Regions from separate parts of the Homo sapiens genome. Here regions 2 and 3 are each linked to region 1. The links are chromatin loops, found by intact Hi-C in ENCODE. Cell type or tissue: ascending aorta. All regions are shown on one strand.

Region 1 (8,000 bases):
AATGTTATTATTTGCCACTGTGTCCCGAGGCCATGTGTTGGGAATGGGTGAGATTGCATAAATCAGACGTGGAATTCTATGTTGGGAGTCCATTGACTCTCTCAGGATATCGCTGTAATTATTTCCCTTGGATCAATAGAGAAGCTTTGATGTTGTCTTTACAGCCAAGAGAAGGCTTCTTTCCATTTATCTCCCACCTTGTTGAAAATGCACAGAGCCCTTCTCTAAAACTCACCCTCCCTTAATATAAAAATGAGCATTTCATTGTGTTTTCAATGTTGTTGCTATTTTTTAGGCACTGTCATCTTTCAGAGCCACCTCCACCTGGGGACTGGGAGCCAGTTTCACTCTGCGACATGAAGTCCCGTCTTGGGCCTGGGCCTTCTGTCCGTTCCCCTCCGGCTCCCATCATGGTTCCTCTCTGCACTGCAGGCCTGGGGCCACTATTCATTCTAAACTTCTTCTAGATGCTTGTGTTATCAAGGATGTCATTTTTATTACCCTCTCTACACTCGCATGTCTGCCTTGCATAAAGTTAGCTCTCAGTGCATGTTGGTTGAATCGAACTAAGAGGAGAGAGTGAGGAATTTGAACTTCTCTCCAGCAGAGTCACCTAGAGCCAGTCGAGGTTCATTTCAGAACCTGTACCCTAACTGGGACAGGAAAGACTGTAGCTGGAGGAAGAAGAGAGGCTATGGTTTTCTAGAGCATCATTCTGTATGTTAAGTCCAAACAATACTAACGTTTTTTTAAAAAACTCCCATTATATATAATAAATTCTTAGCATACTTTGGGGGTGGGGCTGGGAGGGATGATTTACTAACCATTTTTTGCTCATGCTTAATAAATATTTCCTGAAAGTATACAAGTCAAGAATCCAATTCAAGAAATGAGAAAAAAGAGCATCTTCCTCAAAAAAAAGAAAAAAAATTTTTTTAAATCAATGAAATTCATTTTGTACTGTTTACAATTTTATTGCTGCATCCTAGGCACTGACACATAATAAATGCTCAATAAATATTTATTGAACAAAAATAAATCAATAAACAAATATTTCTTGAATAGATATTTACATAGAAATGAGGCACCAGAGCAAGTGCAAATATCCCCTCAGACTCCCTGTCTTCCTCAATCCAAATCCAACCACCTCCAAGAAACAGGGCTTTCCCCAACACTGGCATTTTCATTTTTCTGAATTTCTAAAGCCATAGGTTTCTGCTTAATTATACCTTTATTTACTTAAAAAATATTTATAGAGCACTATGTGCCAGTCACCATTCCAAGCACTCATATATATCTCATTTAATCCTTAAACAATTCCATGAGTGGGTATTAATATTACTAATATTATTATCTTCAACTTACTGATGAGAAAATTGAGGCATGAAAGAGCTAAATAACTTGGCCAAGATCACACAGCCAGTGAGTACTGGAGTCAGGATTTATCTATTTTTATTTTATTTTATTTTAGAGACAAGATCTTACTCTGTTACCTAGGCTTGAGTACAGTGGTACAATCACAACTCACAGCAACCTCGACCTCCTGGGCTCAATCAATCCTCCCACCTCAGCCTCCCAGGTAGCTAGGACTACAGGGTCACACCACCATACCAGGATAATTTTTTTTATTTTTTTGTAGAGACAGGGTCTCACTTTGTTGCCCAGGTTGTTCTCAAACTCCTGGGCTTAAACCGTCTTTCTGCCTCAGCCTCCCAAGGTGGGTAAGCCCCAGAATCTGTTTTTGTGACCACTATTCTGGGCCACTACCACCCTTGCCATGATTGATCTTCAGTTGTTTCATGCCAACCTGGGCTCTCTCGTTGTCCTGTGAGCCTCCTGACAGGTGGGACCACAACTCCTGCTGCTTTTATCACATTCCCCCATCATATTTATTCAATAAATGTTTATTAAGCACCTCCTTTGTTTCTGGCATGTTCTAGGTTCCAGGAATACAGCAATGAACCAGACTGTCCAATCCCCTCCTCATGGAGTTTACATTCCAATGAGAGAAAAACAGACGATACCCAGGCAAACAAGATACTTAGAGATCATTACAAGTGCGATAAAGGAATAAAACAGAGTGAGGAGTCAGGAGGCCTTGAGGCAGAGGGAGCCTCCTTACATCATGGGGTGAGAAAGGGCTGTCTGCGCTGAGCCCTGAGGAAAAAGAGCCAGCCAGTGAGGAGTTAAGGGAAGAGAGCTCAGGTGCAAAGAGCCTGAGGCAGAAATGGGCTTGGCAAGTTCTGGAAGGAGAAAGATGCCTGGAGGGTGACCAAGCAGGATAGGAGAGGGGAACAGAGCTCAGAGCTTGCAGGCCTGGGGAAGTTTGGATTCTGCACACGGTGTTGAGAGAAGCCACAGGACATGACACAGCGCTCACATGACACAGTGAACACTAAACGACTACCACATCTCTATACCTGGGTGCCTCTCTGCACACCAAGCTACCTGGAACCACTGAGCACTGCCTCCGGGGTGCCCCGTTACCCCCAAAATTGCTGTTCTAGTAGGGTGCCGGGGACAACCTTGTGGGCCTGGAGTCAGATGGTCTGAGTTTCAATCTCTACTCTTCTGATCACACGTTGAATGACTTTAGGCAAATTATTGAACCTAAGCTTCAGTTTTCTAGCCTGAAAAAAGTACATCATAAAGGACATATCCCAGATTACTGTAAGGGTTAAATGAGCGGATAGGTACCACATGCTCAGTCGTTCTTATGTTGTGGTGGTGATGTTTATTAATCGTGCTAGGAGTTCAGCCCTGAAGTGTAAACACTTCCTAGCAGAACGTGCTGTAATTTCTGGCATCAGCTATACCGTTTTCTGGGCTAAGAGCAACAGATCAGTGAAAAGGGTCTGAAAAGAAGAAAAAAAAAAACGGTATGATACAACACGTCTACTATTTCCCAAATAACATGACCTCTACTTTCTATTTTTTATGCAACACGCTGGAAAGTTCTAATGCATTCAAAATCCCTCTCCAAGCTCTCTCTGGTTTCTTATTAGCATATGTCCAGAGACAACATCAGTCGTGCGACCCTCTGAGGAGAATCGATGACTGAAAATGTAGCGCGCCATGACCAGAAACTCAATTCCCGGCCAGATGAAAAAAGAAGCCCATTTAACCCAAGGAATGTCAAGGCCAGGGTTTCTGTTCAGATATCCTGAGAAACGAGTTACATGGAAACGCCGAGACGGAGGCCTCCATCCCCACGCCGAGCATGTCTTTTCTTTGGTGCGCCAAGGAACCCATTAAGAACCAAGCCCTGGCGCCATCTCCTGGCAGTCTCGAAAACTGAAAAGCAGACGTTTAACACAAGGGACCCCTCCCTCTCCTTGACAGAAATTAAGTTCGGGGGAAAAAAACTGGTAATTTCATGGGAACTTCTGTGTTTTCAACCTCCTGTTAAATATTTGAATCGAGAAGAGCAGATGGTAGCAGTCTCAGCCATTTACAGTCCCCACAAGGGACTGTCCCTGCTATACCGCCACTTCCTTTGTTTCTGTAAGAGCTTGTCACTCAACAGAGGTACCAGAGATCAGAGCCAGCACATTTATCTGCAGTAGCTGGTGCTTGGCCCCACTCCCACAAGTGCACCCAGCATTACCTGAGGATAGTCCTCTGCCCAAATTAACATCTTCAAATACATCTACTTTCTCAAAATACTTTACACAAAGAAAGCATGCATGAAATCTGCCTTCAAAGAGGTGGGCTCCAAACTCACTGCAAAGCTGCAAGCCCAAGTTCACCTCAGTACCCAGAATCTCATGATAAGGATCAGTTTGGGGTCTTGCTCTCCCTAGGGAAAGACCAGGTGGCACCTTTGCCTTCACAGCCACTTTCACTTTCCAAGGCTTTGCCTGGCCCGGGGAGTTTCCGCAGTTAGCGTTCAGCTTCATACTCACCATAAAGCCAGGTAACTTGGCATCATTAGACACAGAGCCTGAAATGACTAGAAAAAATAAATCTGCAGGGTTGCTGACCAAGGAGTGAACCAAAATCCCCAGGAATTTGGTCTTATTCCTCTGGAAGGACAAGCAGGGTGGTTTTGAAAACAGGGAAGCCATTGGCTGGGCTGGTTCCTCCCTGCTTTACTCAGGGATATATATTTACTTATTTAAAATGCATTGAGCCCTTTCTGCTTGGCAGATAATGTAAAAAGCACTTTACCAGCAGTTCTTTATTTAATCTCAACAACAACCCATACAACTGGTATCATTTTTATTTCCATTTAACAGATAGAAAACAGAGAGAACTTTACATAACTTGCCCAAGATCTTAGAGCAAATAAATGGTAGAGAAAGGATTCAAGTTTATGCATCCTGATTCTTCTTAACCACATAAGAAAGTATCTCTCAGAGACCCAGGACTTGGGATTTTCATTGGCACTTCTGAAAACACAGCCACTCCTCATGTTTGTAGGATGAATGAAATGGGATAATTTTCCCTAAAGAAAAAAGGTGCCCTCCATAGCCCTTCGAATGTGTGTGTGTGGTGGGGGAGGAGGAGATGCAGTAGCATCTGGCCCCGAATTTTAGTCCTTCTTGAACAGCATATACCCCATGTAAATTCTTTCCCCTGAGTCTTCACACGCTTGATCCAGTTACTGAACCGTAGTCCTCATCCCCAGCCCATTTTTTAGGACCTTGTCCTTAATTTTCTCATATCATTCATGCCTGATGACTGATTTCTCATGGTTATTTGCAAAAGCACAAATACAAATGCTATTAACTGGTAATAAAACAAGCCAGCCATTTCTAAAACTCAGTGCTGGTGACTGCTTAGTGGTCTTTGGGGACCCTGGGTTTGCCAGATCCCACTAAAGCAAACATTGCTTTCGATACAAACTTGCCAAGCGTGATTTGTAGTGATTCGAGACCAGGACAAGGCAGTACACAGTCAGGTATGGGGCGGCCGGGTATGGGTAGTGAGTTCTACTCATGCTCAGAAATAGAAATGGTTGGCATGGTGGGAGCAGTCAGAGGGGAAGCCACTGCTCCTGCCCCTGCTCTCTTTATACCTTGCCTGACCTCAGTATCTGATGTGTAAAATGACAGAGCGCAGTTGATAACAAATCCCTTTTGAGCACTGACCATAATTCAGGCACTCTGTGGTCCTGGTGATACAGTGTTGAACAAGACAATGATTTTGTCCTAATGGATTTTATAGTGTGGTGGGGAAGAAGGGGAAGGCAGATGATAAACAGATAAATAGATAAGTTACATGGTAGGTAGTGATACAGGCTACAAATAAAAGTAAGTCAGGGTAAAAGGATAGTGAGTTGCAGTGGGGTGCCAGAAAGGGAGGCTAGGGAGATCTCTTTGATGAAATAACATTAGAGTAGGGGTGTGGATGAAGTGAGGGAGCAACCCAAACTCAAAGCTGTGGGAAGAGCATTCCTGGAAGAAGCAGCAGGGAGGAAAAGGCCCTGAGATAGGAACGACGCAATGTGTCCGATGAGCAGCAAGGAGACCAGTGTGGCTGGGTCACCAGGAGTGTTGGGGAGTGGCAGGAAATGAGGAGCACCCAGGAGCCAGAGCATGGAGGGCCTGGCAGGCCATGGGAAGGAGCTCAGTTAGGAAGCCCCTGAAGGCTTTAGAGTGTGTGCCAGGCAGGGCGTGGTGGCTCATGCCTGTAATCTCAGCACATTGGGAGGCCGAGGCTGGTGGATCACTTGAGCTCAGTTTGAGACCAGCCCGGGCAACATGGCAAAACCTCATCTCTACAAAAAATACAAAAAAAAAAAAAAAATAGCTGGGCATAGTGGTAAGTGCCTGTAGTCCCAGCTACTTGGGGGGCTGAGGTGGGAGAATCACTTTAGCCCAGGAGGTTGAGGCTGCAGTGAAATGAGATTGCACAACTGCACTCCAGCCTGGGTGACAAAGTGAGAATGTGTCTTAAAAAAAAAAAAAAAAAAAGTGCGTGTGCCAGAGTATCTCTAACTCTCTCCGAATCTAGGCCTTGAGACTTGAGCAGGACCATCCTAAATAAGTAGGACCTAGACTGGAGGAATACAAATGCTAAGTATTCACATTTAACATGGTATGGGCTCCTTTGCAGTTAGAGAGTCACTTAATTAGGGAGGTAACCAAAGCAAGCAGAAAAATACCAGAGTTAGAGGTTCAGAGACCAAAGAGAGTCCCAAGCATTTCATGAGCAAATTGGGAAATACGTGGTGCAACTGACCTCTTTAGGCAGCCAGTCCCTTATGCTGTCTCTCTTCTGGCCCAAGACTCTCAATATGGTGCCCTGTTAGGGCCATGCAAGGCCCTGTCCTCCTAAATACCAACCTGCCATTTGAAACTTATTCCTCCTTGTTTCATTGCCACTGTTATCTGTACTGTAGATTACAGGTAGTTGCTAATGTAAAATAAATCCAAGCTAACTTGGCACTTCCCAAATTTCCTAGAAGTCTACTAAGGTAGAAGAGAGAAAATTGTGGCCCCAGAGCATCTGGAAGTTGTAAGGTAAGAAGCAGTCTGTTGCAAGCAGGAAACTTAATTGAAGATTCACATTTTGTCATAAAATTCATGTGAATGTTGCATTCTATTCCAGGTCTATTTGTAAGAACTTAACAGCAATGTGTTACATTACTCAATGACCAAATATGACCCACCAAGAAAATATGTCACATACATTATCCTGTGCTTTGCCACACACCTAGCACACTCTACTGTGTCCCTATGACTGGAAAAACGCAACTTTTTCTAGTTGAAAAGCATTAAGTTGATAACTAAACTTAACCCAGTTAAAGCACTCTTCTCTCCAGAAAGATCTTAAGTCATTGCTAATATTTGGGATTTCAAAGATCATGGCTCACCATTGGAAGGAAAATGTGAAGCAGAGGGCTCCTAAAGCAGATCTGGGTGTCTTCTTAAATAAAGACCCTAATGCCAGGCCCGATTCCACAGTTGTTTATCTTAGGAAAGCCCAAGCCATTTCAACTATGGGTTGAGTTGCCAATACAAGTTGGAAATATTCTGCATCTTAGCCATCTCTGAACATCAGCAGGCATACATGAGAATAGCGTGCACAATATGGCAGCTTCATAGCTTTACATAAGTGTGAGTACATTCCTTCAGTGTCGCACGCCTTAGAAAGTAATGTTGCAGTGAATACGAAAAGCATTCACAAACTGACATTTCTGTTTACCTAAGTGGTAGTTAGCAGCATCTCTGAATGATGATGTTTCTCCTATTATTTAATATCTGACAATATCTTGGCTCATGTTCTAGTGGATTTGATATAAGAAGGTTACTTGTGCAACACAGTTGTCTGTAGAGATAGAAGAATGTACTTATTTGGGGGTAAAAAGGAAAATAGAAGGATATATGCATTATGATACATGCGTCAATATCACTGTGACTATACAATGCTGTATCTTGAGGGACTTACTCTAAATACCATCCTTTCTTCCATCACATAATGCACATAATCACAGGCTTTCTGGCTCCTAGAAAAGGAAAGAATGCCATATTGATTGCTGTGGATACTAGCGGATTGAGCAGGCTGCTTCTGCCATACAGTGGGGACTGTTGAAATGGCAGCCACAGGAAGTGTCACCTACTTTCAGTCAAAGAGAAAACGTAAAATATTTACTGTCTATGCAATTCCTATTTTCAGTTATCTCAAATTAACAACAATTATAATACATAGCACACACAGAATGCTTTATATAATTGCAAGTGCATTGTGCAGCACAAAATGTACTGAAGATATGGTAAATATATAATTTCATTCTGTCATTTTACCTTATTAAATATCTAGTTTTTCTTGTATTTACAGTAAGACTACTTTTTAAAATTCAGGTCTGATATGTGTTTTTATACTTAATTTTAAAAATAGTATACTAAGTCCAAAGTAAGTAGCATTTTTGCTTTAGGGGGCAAAAATATCTCAGTCTGTGATGACAATTTTTTTTTCTATGAGAGGTTCCGTTTTTGTTTAAGCTAAGCATTGTTTTTAGGTAGAATATTCCTACCCCAAAGATTTAAGAATTC
Region 2 (8,000 bases), 240 kb before region 1:
CTTTTCTGTGCCTCCCAGAATCCAACCTCTCAGCTGGAAGAATCACTTTCCTCCCAAGAGGAGCTTCGGCCATCAGCCCAAGCCCAGGACCCTGACAAAGAGGTAGGGTGTTGATTTTCTGGCAGGAAGGCTGTGTCACTTCAGCTTGCTGGACTGTTCCTCCTGTCTTCCCTTCTCACTCTGCCTGCCCAAGAGGCCACCCATGGATCAGCACGAGCTTCAGAGAAGATGTGTTTGTCTTCCTTTTGCAGCTCACAGCAAACAGTGATTCCACTCAAAGCAGAATGTTATTTTAATATCAGTTGGTGGTTCTATGTCTCTCACCTATGCCTTGGGACTCAGCCTGCACCCCATTCCCTCACCAGATTCCAGGACCTCAGCCTCTCCAAGAGAGTGGCAGACCCCAGCTCTGGGGCGTCTGCTGGGTGAGATTTCAGGTCACCATCTCTCATATTCCCTTCGAATTCAGATCACTATCTGCTTGGTCTCCTGTACCATGCTAGTTTGAGAGAGACAGGCGTTAGGAACTCTGGCAGTTTCTAAGCCTTTAATCAGCAAAAGCATTTGATGGAATCAAGCAAATTTTCAAGGTTTTCCTCCTGCTTATCCAGCAGAACACCAAGCCTCAGCCCCTCCATTCTGGACTGCAGCAGGCTTGGCTACAGAATGCTCTGAGCAGCTGCTTGCTGCCTCACTGCAGGGATCAAGCCCATCTATTTAGTGCCCCCTTGTCATTGGAAGAGTAATTTATTTCCCTCACTCTCTTTCATTCAAACCGCTGCCCACATCTTTCTTTTCCTTCTAAGTGTTTTCATTCCTTTTCCCCCTCTTCTGCCTAAGCAACCTTTTCCCACCTTCCTCTGCCTAAGCACTTAACTATGGGCTACTCCTGGGATATATGAGATGACTGATAGAGATTCAAGGAGTTTAAATCAGACCAGAGTATTACAAACACACACTCCCATGCTCCCCCCACCACCCTGCCGACTAGCCCTGGACAATGGCATTGGAGGTGTAAACACTAGACCAGCAATCTGTCTTCAGAAGAAGGGATTCCCAGGTTCCTTTCCTCTCCCCTCTGGGAATTTCCCACAGAAGCAGGGAGCCAAGCTAAGGACAGACTGCACAATTTTGCCCTTTGCCTTTCCTGGAGGTCTGTAGCTTGGTGGCTGGAAGTTGAAAAGGATCTTATTACATAAAAAAGAGCAATTGTCCATCCAAAGTTAGGGGAGTGGTTTGCTATGTATTAGGTTGGTGTGAAAGTAACTGTGGTTTTTGGTAGTACTTTTAATTGCAAAAACCGCAAATACTTTTGCACCAGCCTAATACATAAAAATGAGGACAATTCAGCCGTCAGGAAGGACTTTCTTTCCAGGTAGCTGGCCAGGCTTTGTCCTCACTCACTACTTGATCTGAGCTGGGCAGCAGCTGGTGCTCTGGGCCCTGAGGAGAGTGAAAGCCCTTGGTGGTGCAGCCCTGGGCACCAGATGAATCAATAGAGAAGAAGGCCAGGCTTTTTTCTGGTCACTTTCTTCTCCAGTCTGTTCTAGGTCATGGGAGAGACCAGAACTGTGGCACAAAGTTCATGAGATACCAGCAAGGAGCTCATTGGCTGGAGGAAAATTGTCAAAGCTATTAGGGATGTGATGTGGTGTGTGTGTGTGTGTGTGTGTGCGTGTGTGTGTGTGTGTGTGATGTATCTGTGCCCGTGAGGGAATGCTTGCAATATTAGTGACTTTTATTTTAGGGTGATGGAATGTATTGAAAACATTTTCTTTGTTCTTTCTTCTTACACAGAGATAGACTCATGGATGTGCACTCTCTTACACATTCTCTGTCAAGAAAACCGTTCTTCTTTCTGTATGTCAATCAAATGGGGCCTTCCGGTGTCTCTAATTCAATATCTTATTTCCCTTAAGATCTGGAGAGAAAGCTCTGATATAACCTCTGGAGCATAAGAGGATGCAGAGAAATTTGCAGCAGCTTCCTCCTCTGCCATCTCTTCTCCCTCAATGGCCCTCCAAGGAGCCATGAAAGAGAAGAGCGTGAAGCAGTCTGGTGAGCTGAGAGCTGAATGCAGAGTTCACCCTGGAGTCAGGCCAGGCAAGCTAAATGGCTGAAGCCCTACCTGGGCAGCTTAGGCTTGTGGTGAGAGGGTGGCAGGGTGAGGGACAAGTGAGGCTGCTTCACCCCAGAAGAAAGTCCTGCAGGCAGGTCAACATGGTGGCACCTGCAGAAGCGGGCTTCTGTGCCACCGTCCTCCATTCTTGGCCTCTACTTGGCATTCTGAATCTCCCCTTCCCCTGCCACAGTCCAGCAAAATAGCTCTCAGTAAATCAATAATTTCCAACCTACTAAAAATGAAAGCCAATCTATTCTTTCTCCAAGGGTTATTTGCATTGTAAGCCTGAGCCCCAGTTACTAAATAAAAGCCATTTCACCTTCTAAAGGAACAACACACATCAGCTCAGAGATAGGAGAGAAATTGCAGGAGCAAGAGTATCTTTTAGACTTTACAACTTCAGTTTACTTCCAACCCCCGTCCCACTCAGAAGAGGACTAGGAGGCTGCTTCCAAGGTTTGGCTTTTCAAGTTGGGAAACTCTCCTCCGATTGCCATCAACAGTATCTGAAATTGTCACCATTTATCTCTTAAGGTTAAAGCATTTCTTTAACCTTCTCATTACTCTTCTCATAACTCTTTAACCTTAACTCATTCTTTAAAGTCACAGTTTCCAGAACCATTACCTTGAAAAGGAGCAATTCAGTGCTTGGACAAGAGACCATTCATTTTCACATTGTAGACATCTCAGACCTGAATGGGACACCAAGCAAGCTAATTTCAATGGGCAGAAGGGGAAAGAGGTTTAAATTGAAAGTCAGGAGACCTGAGTCCATGAAGAGCTACATGGACCCTTATCCTTTACATCCCCATCTGTAAAATAAAATATCACCTGTTTTTCACAGAGCTGTTGTGAGACTCAAGAGAGAAAGTGCATGTGAAAGAACTTTTAAAATGGTAAGTCCCATAAAAATGTAGGCTGTGGTAACACTTGAATTTGTGAGATATAACGTCTTCCTTGTGCTGATTGGTCCCAAGGCACTGGGCCTGCAATTCAGGTACCTGCCACTAGAGGGACAGTGTTGTCATTAGCCTGCAAAAATCCTATACAGTCCACACTTCTTTGGCACTTCCTGCTGATGTCTAACAGCAGTTGTCCAGATGTTTCCATGCATGCTGGGACCCCAGGCTTGGCTAACAACCCCTTCACAACAAGTATAAACTTCATTTGCTCCACATCAGGCACTTGGTATTAAGTCTATATTTCCTCTTAGAACCTTCTACTCCCTGAAAGTGGTTAAGGAAACCAAGAGTAAATGAATTTTTGTGTGTGTGTGTGTGTTTGTGTTTGTTTGTTTGTTTGTTTGTTTGAGACAGAGTCTCGCTCTGTCGCCCAGGCTGGAGTGCAGTGGCGTGATCTCGGCTCACTGCAAGCTCCGCCTCCTGGGTTCATGCCATTCTCCTGCCTCAGCCTCCTGGGTAGCTGGGAGTACAGGCGCCCGTTACCACGCCCGTCTAATTTTTTTTGTATTTTTAGTAGAGACGGGGTTTCACCGTGTTAGCCAGGATGGTCTCGATCTCCTGACCTCGTTCTCCGCCCGCCTCGGCCTCCCAAAGTGCTGGGATTACAGGTGTGAGCCAACGCGCCCGGCCTAAGAGTAAATGTTTTTAATAAGTCAAGCCTGGACTCTTTCTGGACTCTCTCTATTGTCACTCTGACAAATCAAGTTTACTTACATCCTGAAAATCAGGCTGCTAGTGCCATCCTGCTAATGTTTTCACAAAGCCAGACTGTTCTGTCTTCGGTGACCATGTTAATAGGCTAGACTTTCTTTAAGCTTTCCCCAAGTGCATCCAAAATAGCCCAGTCCGCAGCAGTTAGTGCCAAAATGCAACATCACAGGTCACCGCATCCTCTATCTATTTGCCAACACTTGTGTCTCATTTTAGAAGAGAAAAATTGTTAGTGTGATACAAGCAATAAGCCCTGAAACCCATCCCCCATGGGGTTTGGCTTTAATGGCAGAAAATGAGGAGAAACTTTTAAGCCAATTGATGGGATGCAGGACTCAGAAAACTCTGGGAGTTGCCAGAGTCACAGGGTTAGATCCCAACTCAGACGCATGCAGGAGATATTCCAGCTCCTTTCTCTGACTTTGGAACCAGCTTTGGGTACTAAGAAAATTCAGTGATCTTTTACTCTATTTTCAGTTTCCTTCTTTACTTCATTTCTATGCTTCCCTGTCTCCAGAGAGTTGGGGATAGGGGTGCCATTACTCTCATAGTTTCCTTCCTGCCTGAATACTGGGTTCGGAAGAGTGGGCTCCTGAAGTCTGTGCAAAGGCTAGACTCATTTAGAGTGGCAACCAGGTGCTGGTCTTCTAAAAGATGCCCTTTGGGTAGGAGCTGAATGTGAAACTGAGGTCTGTGGGGCTAAGCTGAGGACTCCCTCATCAGGAAAGCTCTGCCTGAAGTCCTAGATATCTGCTGCATGTCTGTAGAGTAGAGGTGGAGACCCTTTTTCTAAGAGGGGAAACCAAGCAGTACTTTGCCTCTGGTTTCTTTCAGAACAGACAAGGTCCCAGACCTATGGGCACTCAGCCCCAGCCTATGTGTTGCCACTTAATGGGCCTCCTAAAATGTCCCTCTAACTTCCAGGGAGGCGTCCTTGAAGAATCAGATCCACAGTGGACATGGGGGTAAGGGAAAACAAACATTCCCTTTTAGGGCCGTCACAAAATAAAGCCCAGCTGCTCCAGGATCTGTCTTTCTGTGCAGGTAGTAAGCACCAGCCACAGATGTCCAAAAAAAGGATGTCAAAGCTTCATCAACCATTTGTATCTTAATAAAGTTCGGGAACTAAGATACTAAAAGAATGACACCCAGTACTAGGGGATAAAAGAAAAACAAAACTGGAGGCTGAGATGTAAGATCTTTTGCAGAAATCACTAATTTATGTATTTATTTGTTTGTTTGTTTATACATATATACATGCATATAGGCACCTCCTTGTTCCACATTGAATTGATTCACTTATTTATTCAAATATTTATTGAGCACCTGCTGACATTGTAAGCAAAACCAGACACAAACACTACCCTAGTGGAGTTTACAGTCTTGTGGGGGGAACAAATATTGACACCAAATCACACAAATAGCACAATGATAATAAACTGATAGGCACAGTGTAGGAAATGCAGAGATCCACAGAGGTGTGGCATGTGGGAGTCAGTGTGCAATGTGCTAATGAGAGTGGATGGTTACATTTTTAAGGATGCTGTGAGCCTTTAAATGCAGACACTATTGAAAATTAAATTATAGTCCAGGCGCGGTGGCTTACAACTGTAATCCCAGCACTTTGGGAGGCCGAGGTGGGTGGATCACTTGAGGTCAGAAGTTCGAGATCAGCCTGGCCAACATGGTGAAACCTGGTCTCTACTAAAAATACCAAAAAAAAAAAAAAAAATACATGCATTAGCTAGGCATGGTGGCCTGTGCCTGTAGTCCCAGCTACTCTGGAGGCTGAGGCATGAGGATCACTTGAACCCAGGAGGCAGAGATTGCAGTGAGTCAAGATTGCACCACTGCACTCCAGCCTGGGTGACAGAGCAAGTCTCCATCTCAAAAATATATATATTAAGTTATATATGCTAAAAATTACACGATTTATATTAAAAATGAGATACATATTTTAAACCCATTACTTCCTAATTATTTTACATTTTACTATTATCTATGCTTTTGAGGTTATTTATATTTTTTATGTCTGCATGTTGGAAATACTATAGAATGATGTTTTACTATGTCTGTCTTCCTAACTCTGTTGGACATCATGTTGATAGCTTAAAATTGGCCACGGTGGGAGTATTTATACCACAGATAAGAGCAAACAGTGGCTTTTGTTGTCCCAGACATCTGGCTGTTAAACATTTTCCAGCACACCACTGCATGACGCTGTGTGGCAGGGAGGGGTGACCTAACCTGAAGATAGCATGTGTGTAGACACGAACACCGGAAGTGTAGCAAATGCTGCTAGTTGTCCACCCACACTCATCCTCAGCTTGCCCTTTAAACAGCCACGGTTTTGTTCAGGCTGGCAATTTGCCCAGCTACGAAACCACATATCCTAGCCTCCCTTGGAGCTTGGGGTTGAAGCCACATGACCCAGCCCTGGCCAATGAGATGGATGTGGAATCTGCTGCCAATTTCTGGGAAGAGTTTTGCTTCTTGACGTGGGCACCGCCCCTTCCTCCTTACTGCTTCCTTCTTGTTCCTGCCTGCACTGCTGGCTGGAGGTGGAACAGCCATTTTGTGACTAGGAAGGGACCTCAAGGGTGAAACATGCCAAGAACAACAGCCAGGCAAAGACAGGAGGAGCTAGGACAGGGATGATTATGGAGCTGGCAGCCCCCCGGACTGCCCACCTCTGGGCCTCTTCTTAGGTGTAAAATAAACTCCTATTTGGTTAAACTACTCAGATGGGTCTCTTTACATGCTGCCAAGTGCAATCTCTTATTCAGTAGACTTTCCTGAAGAAGTGACGTTTGTGCTGAGTTGATGGGAAGAGGCAGGAGTTAAGCATCAGCTAAATGGGGCATTTATTTTGTGCCAAGTAAGCAGGCTTACTGTTTCCCAGCTCTCAGGTGTGCATGCCTGAGTTGACTTCTCCCTGCAAAAGATGCCTGGAATACGCCAGGTGAAAGGGAAGACCATGATGGGGTTGCTGAGGCAGTAGCAGTTTTGTTTTGTCCCTGGCGGATTCATATCATGGGTTAATTGGCAGTGGTGGTGGGTCCCTATACAAAAGGCTGGAAGGTGAATTCAGACTGGATCCAGCCAGTCGAGGCAGCACTAAACTGCAACCTCTCTTTCTCGCTTTCCCTACCCTGGTCCACAACAGCTTTCAAATCTTTCCAAATCCTCACCCCAGGACACGCTAGGCAGCCCTTTCCTGCCTGCTACGAAGCTGCTTTCCTAGGAAGGGGGCTTTTGAATTCAAGTGCAGAAAAATCTTCATATTAAAAAAAAAAAAAGCCTTCAACCGGTTGCTAGGGTTTTGTGTATCCTGCTTTAGGGAGCTTTCTCCAATGAAAGAGACTCGTCGCTATAGAAACTGCCACGTCACAGGACTTCTGTACAGCAGCGTCTGAGACTTAGGCTGCCTCTTCCAGGACAGGTTTTATATCAGAGCCCCTCTCACAGAAGTGTGTGCCTGGGACTGGGGAGGGAGAGGACCCTGGAATTGTCAGTGGCTTTAAATATCCCTCCCTCCCTTTCTTTCCTGCTCCCCACTTCTCTCTCCCTCCTGCCCCCCTCCATCTCTTCTTTCTCCTCCCTCTTCATTGCAAACAGAATGCAAAAGCAATTGCAGTAATACAGAGCATTTCTCTGTATGTCCACACTTCTTCTTAGCCATGGAAAGATGACGTTGCTACCACACCCATGCACATACACATGCACACACTCAGTTCTGGTAAGATAAATGGCAGCTTGGAAGGGACTCATTTGATGCAACACTCAATAATTCCATGTTTATGAGGACTCAAGGCTAACTCAAACCACTTGAGTCAAGCCCCTGAGTCAAAGCCCTTGAGTCAAGCCAAGGGAAGTTCACACTGAGGCAGTTGGAGGTGTGGGGGACCTTCTTCCTCTATTAAAGAGACATGCAAGGTCACGCATCTATCTTCTAGGCAAAGCTATTGTCTTCCCATATTAAAATACAGGTAGTCTTTGCCTTTTAAATAGGGTTATCATGTAGTTTATCATCCCAAGTGGGACATCTACAAGAGGAGCTGTTAGTAATTATACTAGGACAATGTCATATACCAGGATTGTCTGGGCAAATAAGGACATTTGTCTGATCCACTTGTAACTTGCAAACACATGCTTAACAAACGATGCACAAGAGAAAATGGCTTCCTGCCCCTCATCTTCCCTGA
Region 3 (8,000 bases), 150 kb before region 1:
GGAAGCTAGGTAATGGTATAACATGAACTCTCTGTATTATCTTTGCAACTATTTTGTGAATCTAAAGTTATTTCAAAATAAAAAGTTTTTTTAAAAAAATGCTCTTACTAGAGGCTCTCAGTTCTAGGCAAGATGGAATATGCTTTCTACAGTTTTATCTCTCCTGCTGGTTACAATAAAACCTTGAACAAAATAGAAAATACAGCCACTTGAAGATTCTAAAAAATAAAAGTAAATCATAATAGTTGAAATAGGAAGGCAAATCAAAACTTGAAGGACTACCAGGACAGCCATGGTGAGTTTCCTGGTTTCTTTTTCCTTCCTTTGTCTACTAGGTTTGACCCAAGGACAAGCCAAATCAAGAAAATGTGCCATGCCATGAAAAGCCCAACCCTGAGGAAAGCCTGTCTTTCTGGCCAGAGGATTAGGAAAAGCAGCCCCTGTAAGCTGGAGACTGTAAGGAGAATCCAGGGTTTGTTTTGTTTTGTTTTCTCTTTTTTCTCTCAAAGCCCTTCCTGGAAGCCAGTCCCTGCCCCATAGTAGCACAATTGCCAAATGTGGTGGTGTGGTGGGCATCTGAAGTTCTGAGAGAAGAGTCACCCCTCCAGACATAGGAGCTGAGGAGAGGCGCCCCAGTCGTGCAAAGTGTAGGGGGACTTCCTATTATTTCTCTCTCACCTATTTCCTGCTTCAATGAATATAATTCAGAGGCAAACTCCATCTTTCTAGTGAGAGGACTCCAAAAAGGAGACTCCAGATGCTGGAAAGTGTGAGAAAAATCATTCGGAGGAGAGAGCAGAAATAGGAGATCCCCCATTTTTTGTAAGCTGTCACAAATCCTGAGCTCACAGACAATTGTGCATATGTAGAACACACCCCAAGAAGTATAGCAAAGGCTCTGAGAACTAAGCCTCAATGGCTTCCCCCAAAAGCACAGCTTTCAAAACTGTATGGACATTGGTACCACCCACCAACAGAAGGTGAGACAGAACTCACAGTCTAAGCCTGACTGGTGTAATTTCCTGCCAAAACACAACCTCTACATTATCCAGAGGAGAATCTCAGGGCCCAGAGATTCACAACAAAGTATAACAGGGCCCAGAGTCTCACAACACAATATAAACTGTCTTGGATATCATCGAAAATAGTCAACCTGCCAAGAACCAGAAAAATCTAATTCTCGAGTCAATCAACCAGTGACAACTTCGAGATGACCCAGATATTGGAATTACCGATAAAGACCTTGAAACATCTATTATGACCATTCTTCATGAGGAGAAAGGGAGCACTCTTGAATTGAATGGAAAGTTCTCAGAAGAGAAACAGAAATCATAACAAGAGAACCAAATGGAATTTTAGAATAAGAAATACAATATCTGAAATAAAAAATTCACCAGATAGACTCAAAGTTGGAGTCCGTCTTCAAAAAAGTCGACATGACCGAAAAAAGAGTCCATTAACTGAAACTAATTAGAAACGATACAATCTGAAGGACAGGGAGAAAGTAGGTTGAAGAAATGACCAGAGACTCAGGACCTGTGGGGTGGGACAATATGAAAAGTTTAACATGCATGTGACTGGAGTCCCTAAAAAAGAGGAGACACAAATTGGTGCAGAAAAAAAAATATATTTGAAGAAATAATTACAGAAATTTCCCAAATTCAGTGAAAGACATAAATTTGCCGATAATAAGAAGCTCAGGGAACCACAAACAAGACAAATGCAAATAAAACCATCAGAAGAAAACTGTGAAAACCAAAGGCTGAAGAAATATCAAAACCAGCCAGAGAAAATGACACATTGCATATAGATTAACAATTTAATTGACCGTGTATTTTTTTTCAAGCTAGAAAGAAAAGAACTGTCAACGCATAATTCTGTATCCCATGAAATCAAGACGTTCTCAGACGGAAGAAAACTAACAAATTTCATTACCAATAAACCTACTTTAGGCCAGGTGCAGTGGCTTATGCCTGCAATCCCGACACTTTCGGAGGCCGAGGCGGGTGGATCACTTGAAGCCAGCAGTTCGAGACCAGCCTGGCCAACATGGCGAAACCCTGTCTCTATTAAAAATACAAAAATTAGCTGGTCGTGGAGGTGCACACCTGTAGTCCCAGCTACTTGGGAGGCTGAGGTGGGAAAATCACCTGAACTGGGAGGCAGAGGCTGCAGTGAGCTGAGATCACACCGCTCTACCCAGCCTGGGCAACAGAGCAAGATTCTGTCTAAAAAAAAAAAAATTACTTAAAAAGAAAGTTACAGGAAGTTCTTCAGATTGAAGGGAAATTACCCCAGAGGGAGAATCAGAACTTCAGGAATGAAGAAAGAGCAACAGAAATTGTAAACATCTGTGTAAATATAATAAACCATTTTGTCCTCTAGAAATATGTATGACTATTGGAAGCCAAAATTAAAACATTGTTGGAAGGGAGAGTTTTCAATGCATATAGGTGTAATATATATGGCAATTATAACATAAAGGGAGGAGGAGGGTGTGGAACATACATGGTTTAAGATTTCTACATTCTACTCGAAGTGGTAAAATGCGAAATTTAAATAGAATGTGAGAAGTTAGGTAGGTATATATAATGGATACATAACACCTAGAGCAACTACAAAAATAAATATAAGATGATACCAGTATGAGCCTGGCTGCCTGCCCCTTCCCAGGTCTGGACTAAACACCCCCCATCTGAGACTATTCACCCATTGCTCACCCAAACCTTCCCTCTGGGGCTCAGCTGGAACCCCCTCCTATTGTCACATTTTCTAATCCCCCCATAGCTGCGGAGACAGAGGTGACTCAGCTCAGTCACATCCAGGATGCTACAAGGCAAGGAGAAGTTGAGGAAATCCAGACCCTTTCAGTCCATCCTCCAAGGGGAAAATTGCTGCTTGCCCAAGAGCCCACAGCAAGCCACTGTTAGAACAGTGGCCTGGAAGCAGATATTCCAGTACCACACGCCATCATGAAACTGGAGATTGGGGCTCCCTCCCCAGCTCCTCTGCCCCACCTGGGAGCAAGTGCTTGTGTCCAACTGTCCTCCAGGACTACTAGTAATGAACGCATACGTAGACGTTCTATGTGCCAGGCACTATTTTAATTGATTCTATTTCTGTCTATCTATTTACTCATCCATCCATCCATCCGTCCATCCTTCCATCCACACTAAGCCTCAAATTGCCCCAATTGAGATAGGTACTATCTTTCTCTATCGTTTATGGATGGAGAAAATCAAGCATTGGGAGGTTAAGAAACTTGCCCCAGATGACAGAGCTAACAAGTGTTGGCCCTGGAATTTGCATGCAGGTCTGGCTCTGGCATCTGAGTTCCTAACTACAGTTAGCAACACAAAGCACAGCTCTCTAAGACATTCCGTGGTCTGGAGGCTCCCCCTGACCCACACCCCCAGGATCATTTCTGTTCAGGTGGAATTTGGTGAAAAGGCATATAGAGGGCGGCTTTGAAGGAAGGAACTGGAGGGTAGGAGCTGGTAAGAGGCCTCACGCTGCTGACAGGCTGGTGGAGGGAGGCGCTTGGGTACCGTTGCTAGGCAACTGCCTCAGGCCTGTGGTCCTCTCAGCGCTGGAGCCTTCCTCTTGGGCTCCTCCGTTCTTCCCTAACAATGGCTGAGGACACCAGCACTTCCTCCCTTCTAGCTTGCTCCCTCTGAGTCACTGCCATTCCCAGTCACATGGTGTAAGCAGCTTGGCTTTGCCCCAAGACCCTGGTGGGGGCAGATAAGGAGCCTCCCATCATGCTTGAGTCCAGCCTCACTCTCTGGAAAAGTCTGGCCTCCTGCGGCAGCCAAGCATGGCAGGCCTCTGCCAACAGAGGTTAAGCCAAGCATCCTCAGACCATGTCCCAGCTCCAGTTCAATCTGACCTGCGTGCCGAGATTAGCAGCCAGCTAGTGGAGTGAAAAGGGATCTCCTCAACTTGCTTCCCTTTTGCCTTCCTCAAAGGTATTTGCTTTGTCATTTCTGTCCAAAGATCAACAAAGTGTTGCTGCTGGTGACACATCACAAATTTGCCCCTTGGACTTACCAGGAAGTCCAAAAGGAGGCCAATTAATCTCATTACTCTCCTATACTCCCTGTCTGCTTTAAATGTGATTCATTGAAGGTGAAAGGCTATTTTCACAGCCAACTATAAAAAGCCAAAAAAAAATGAAATCACTGTGACCCAGCAAAGAGGGTCGGACACTGGAAAGCATCCAGCATTCAGAGGACAGGGGCATCTCCCTTCTCTGCCAACAAGCCCACCAGCATTGGCATGAGTCACAGTTCAGTCCCCTCCATGGCAGCCTCCCTTGGCACATTCTTCCTCCCCTAGTGACATAACAGAGGCCCCTCCTTCCCACCACACTGCCCCATTCAGCTCACAGATCATTTAGCCACCTTCTAAAACACTGAATTGTACCACTTTCAGTAACAGCCTTGCTGGATACCTTTCATGGGCCAGATTCTTGACTTTCATAACTTATGTAAGTGATAGCCAGTGTCATGCTTGAAATCATTCTTTAATAACATCATTAGGAAACATGCCAATTTTTTTTTTTGTACAGGAAGAGCTAAGAAGAGGAGGCCAGGAAACAGCTCCTACCTTAAGTGCATCTGATGACAAATGACTCAAACACCACTTTGCAGAAGTAAAGGTGCTAGGCTGAGTCTTTGTAACAACTGGACCCAGAAGGGCACTGAGAAACACACAGCTGCTTTCTGTTGAAGACTAAAAGCATCCTTCAGCTACTCTAACATTTTCTCCCAGGCATTTCCAAAAGTGGGGTTCCAATGCTAAGGTCACTGGGGAATACTAAGTATCAAGTCCACTTCCTACTTGTTTCTCTTGAGCACACTCTAGAGTAGAACCCAGAGCTCTCCTTTAGTTCTTCCTGTGGTTCTTTCCCCCAAAGGAAGGGGGAAGATACACAGGTTGAGGAGGCAGAGGACAGGGCACACGAAGCTTTCAGAACTGTAGAAGTCTCCTATGTGATCCTGGAGAAAGCTGTGCATCTAACATACTGTCCTTTTTCCAGAAACCAGCAAGTATCTGTCTGCCCCTCCCCTAGCCTGGGTTCCCAGATTTGGACACCTGCCCCAAGAGAGATGGGGTCATCTTCAGCATCCAGCCTATGAAGTTCCCAGAGGGAGGGAGCCAGTAGCTCATTACCATTTCATCCTTTTGGTAAAACACCTAGAAGGGCTAGTTTGTCTTGTGAATAAAACATAGAGTTCTTTCTTACTTATCTCAGGACCCCAATTCACTTTGCCAAAAGAAAAAAACATTAAGCTGAAAGCCGAGTCATGCAAGAAACTGCCTTTCCTTTTGTTCCTAAGCAGAGAGCTACAGTTAAAGGTTAAATATCTCCACAGGTGATAACTCTATGTTCACCTTACCTTATATAAGGTGCCAATTTACTGAGCATGAGATGAATACATAGTTGACTGTTCCCCTACCTTCTCCTTTGTCTTACAACATGTGGATTAGCATACCCTCCCTCTTTCCCCTCCAGTCTAGTTTTCTGCTTTTAATATTGAAGCCCCCAAATTCATCTTTGGAGACAGGCACAGACCACAGACTGTTTCTGTGATTTCTGTGTTCTCTTCTTCTGGGCATGTCCTTACTCTTGGCAAAATACACTTCTAAATTGATTGAGACCTGTGTTAGATAATTTTTGGTTTACAAGCCCTGCTTACTCACCCCTCAAGAAGATATCTTGTTGGGCTGGGCTCGGTGGCTCACGCCTGTAATCCCAGCACTTTGGGAGGCCGAGGCAGGTGGATCACGAGGTCAGGAGTTCAAGACTAGCCTGGCCAAGATGATGAAACTCCGTCTCTACTAAAAATACAAAAATTAGCCAGGCATGGTGGTGGGCACCTATAATCCCAGCTACTCAGAAGGCTGAGGCAGAGAACTGCTTGAACCTGGGAGGTGGAGGTTGCAGTGAGCCAAGATTGCACCACTGCACTGTAGCCTGGGCAACAGAGCAAGACTCTGTCTCAAAAAAAAAAAAAAAGAAGAAGAAGACATATTGTTGGGTTTAGTCATCTGTGGCTCTGAGTGGTCACACTGGGTACCTTTCCAATGGGGCTACATAAAAGGGATCTGAACAACTACTGTTCTCAGGAAGAAAAGTGGGAAGTTCTTTAACTTCTAATCCCAGTAGCACTCCTTCTCCCACTCCTTCTATCACATACATGGACAGACACACAGACATAGCATGTATGCACAATTATGGATATAACAACTCCATTTGCTTTCCTAAGAAGGGCAAAAATCTTCTTCAATTCACCATCAGACTCTATCCTCACCTTACATTCTTCAAAGCCATAAATAAGGTATGAAGGAGTGAATAAACTCAAGAGGAAAAAAGGCCTTTTATGTGATGGGATTCAGGACATGCCACCCCAAAATATGACCAGAATGTGCCACCCTCAAATATGCTTCTTTGGCATAAGGATTATTTGAAGTGGTTCTTTTGACAAACTGCAGATACAGCAGTAGCTCTGAAAAGTTGTCTTTTTGTAAGAGAAATTTACATTTACAAAAGAAATTCCCATTTTTAAGGGTGCCTCCCTCTCTGCACCAGGAGGAGAAAGATTACTAAATTATCAGAAACTCTTCATCAGTGGAGAAGGCATCCACTTAAATCTGCATAGAAAATCTTACCCTTGGTTTATGGTGCTTTTCCTGGCCATTGCATCTTAATAGGGCCTTTTCCTATACACTCCTTTTTTTGTTTCAGAGAAACAAAATATTTAAGCCTAAAGTCTAATTTGAGATCTACAGGAGGTGTGTGTGTTATTAAACATTTGTTTGCTTTTCTCTTGTTAATCTGTCTTTTATTAGAGGGAGTCCCAGCTAAAAACTCACGTAGAATGGAGGAGAACGTTGTTTTTCCTTCCCACACATGTCTCACACTCACGGCAGAAAGCAAGGAAGAAGGGAAGGGAAAAATAACACTGGAGTAAGTGCTGTTGGAGAACCTTGTTCACAAGTTTCAAGAAGCCTGTCAGGCCCTGGAATTAACCTGCTCCCAAAAGAGATCGGTTGAACTATGTCCCCAGATAAACCCTCAGATTCCCGAATCTCCATATATCACATCCTCAACCGGTAGTGGTGTTTGATCATCTTCTCCAGATATACAGAAGAATCACAGGAGATCTGGCAAGAAGCTGCAACATTTCCTACTATGTCTGGTTTTCTTCTTGGTGTTGATGATGAGGCTTAAGAGATGATATAAGGAGAAGGAGAATTTCTTTTTGGAGATTAATAAAAATAATATTGAACCATTGCTGCATAACAAGCTGTCTTAACATTTAGTGGGTTTGTTACTGGAAAGGGGTTCCAATCCAGACCCCATGAGAAGGTCCTTGGATCTCATGCAAGAAAGAATTTGGGGCAAGTCCACAGAGTAAAGTGAAAACAAGTTCATTAAGAAAGTAAGGGAATAAAAGAATGGCTACTGAAAGAACAGAGCCACCCCAAGGGCTGCTGGTTGGCTATTTTTATGCTTATTTCTTGATCATATGCTAAACAAGAGGTGGATTATTCAAGAGATTTCCAGGAAAGGGGCAGGCAATTCCCAGAACTGAGGGTTCCTTCCCTTTTTAGATCACATAAGGTAACTTCCAGACATTGCGATGGCATTTGTAAACTGTCATGGCCCTGGTGGGAGTGTCTTTTCACATGCTAATGCAATATAATTAGCGTATAATGAGCACTGAGGATGACCAGAGGTCGCTTTTGTGGTCATCTTGGTTTTGGCAGGTTTTGGCCAGCTTCTTTTTTTTTCTTTAAAATTAAACTTTATTTATCAAAGCACCGTTAGAACAGTGAAAAGTCACAGCATGGGGGAAGATATTGGCAATATATATTTTTATTTCAATAGTTTGGGGGAAAAAGATGGTTTTTGGCTACATAAATAAGTTCTTTAGTGGTGATTTCTGATCGAGATTGTGGTGCACCCATCACCTAAACAGTGTACACTGTAC

Evidence for each region. Hi-C counts contacts between places; a loop is a spot of excess contacts. Peaks named below come from ENCODE experiments on the same cell type or tissue, not always from the same donor. Only the 100,000 strongest peaks of a DNase experiment are listed, where the experiment ranks them.
Region 2: a loop joins it to region 1, with 8 times the contacts of the local background. A loop is called at or near these places in 55 of 110 quality-filtered maps.
Region 3: a loop joins it to region 1, with 2.3 times the contacts of the local background. A loop is called at or near these places in 20 of 110 quality-filtered maps.

What each region holds. Positions count from the first base shown.
Region 1 is chr5:71,778,377-71,786,376 of GRCh38, reverse strand. No RefSeq gene overlaps it. Among named protein-coding and RNA genes, the nearest start is that of CARTPT, 63 kb to the right of the region's middle. RefSeq lists an enhancer at 7,341-7,635. In ascending aorta, CTCF peaks have their summits at 3,279 (motif pointing left) and 7,536; DNase peaks (open chromatin) are centred at 3,256, 3,552 and 5,526; H3K4me3 peaks cover 1,901 bases; H3K27ac peaks cover 2,809 bases.
Region 2 is chr5:72,013,490-72,021,489 of GRCh38, reverse strand. No RefSeq gene overlaps it. Among named protein-coding and RNA genes, the nearest start is that of MAP1B, 90 kb to the left of the region's middle. In ascending aorta, a CTCF peak has its summit at 3,128; DNase peaks (open chromatin) are centred at 3,118 and 6,238.
Region 3 is chr5:71,928,826-71,936,825 of GRCh38, reverse strand. No RefSeq gene overlaps it. Among named protein-coding and RNA genes, the nearest start is that of MAP1B, 170 kb to the left of the region's middle. In ascending aorta, a CTCF peak has its summit at 3,860; DNase peaks (open chromatin) are centred at 3,725 and 4,295; H3K27ac peaks cover 5,721 bases.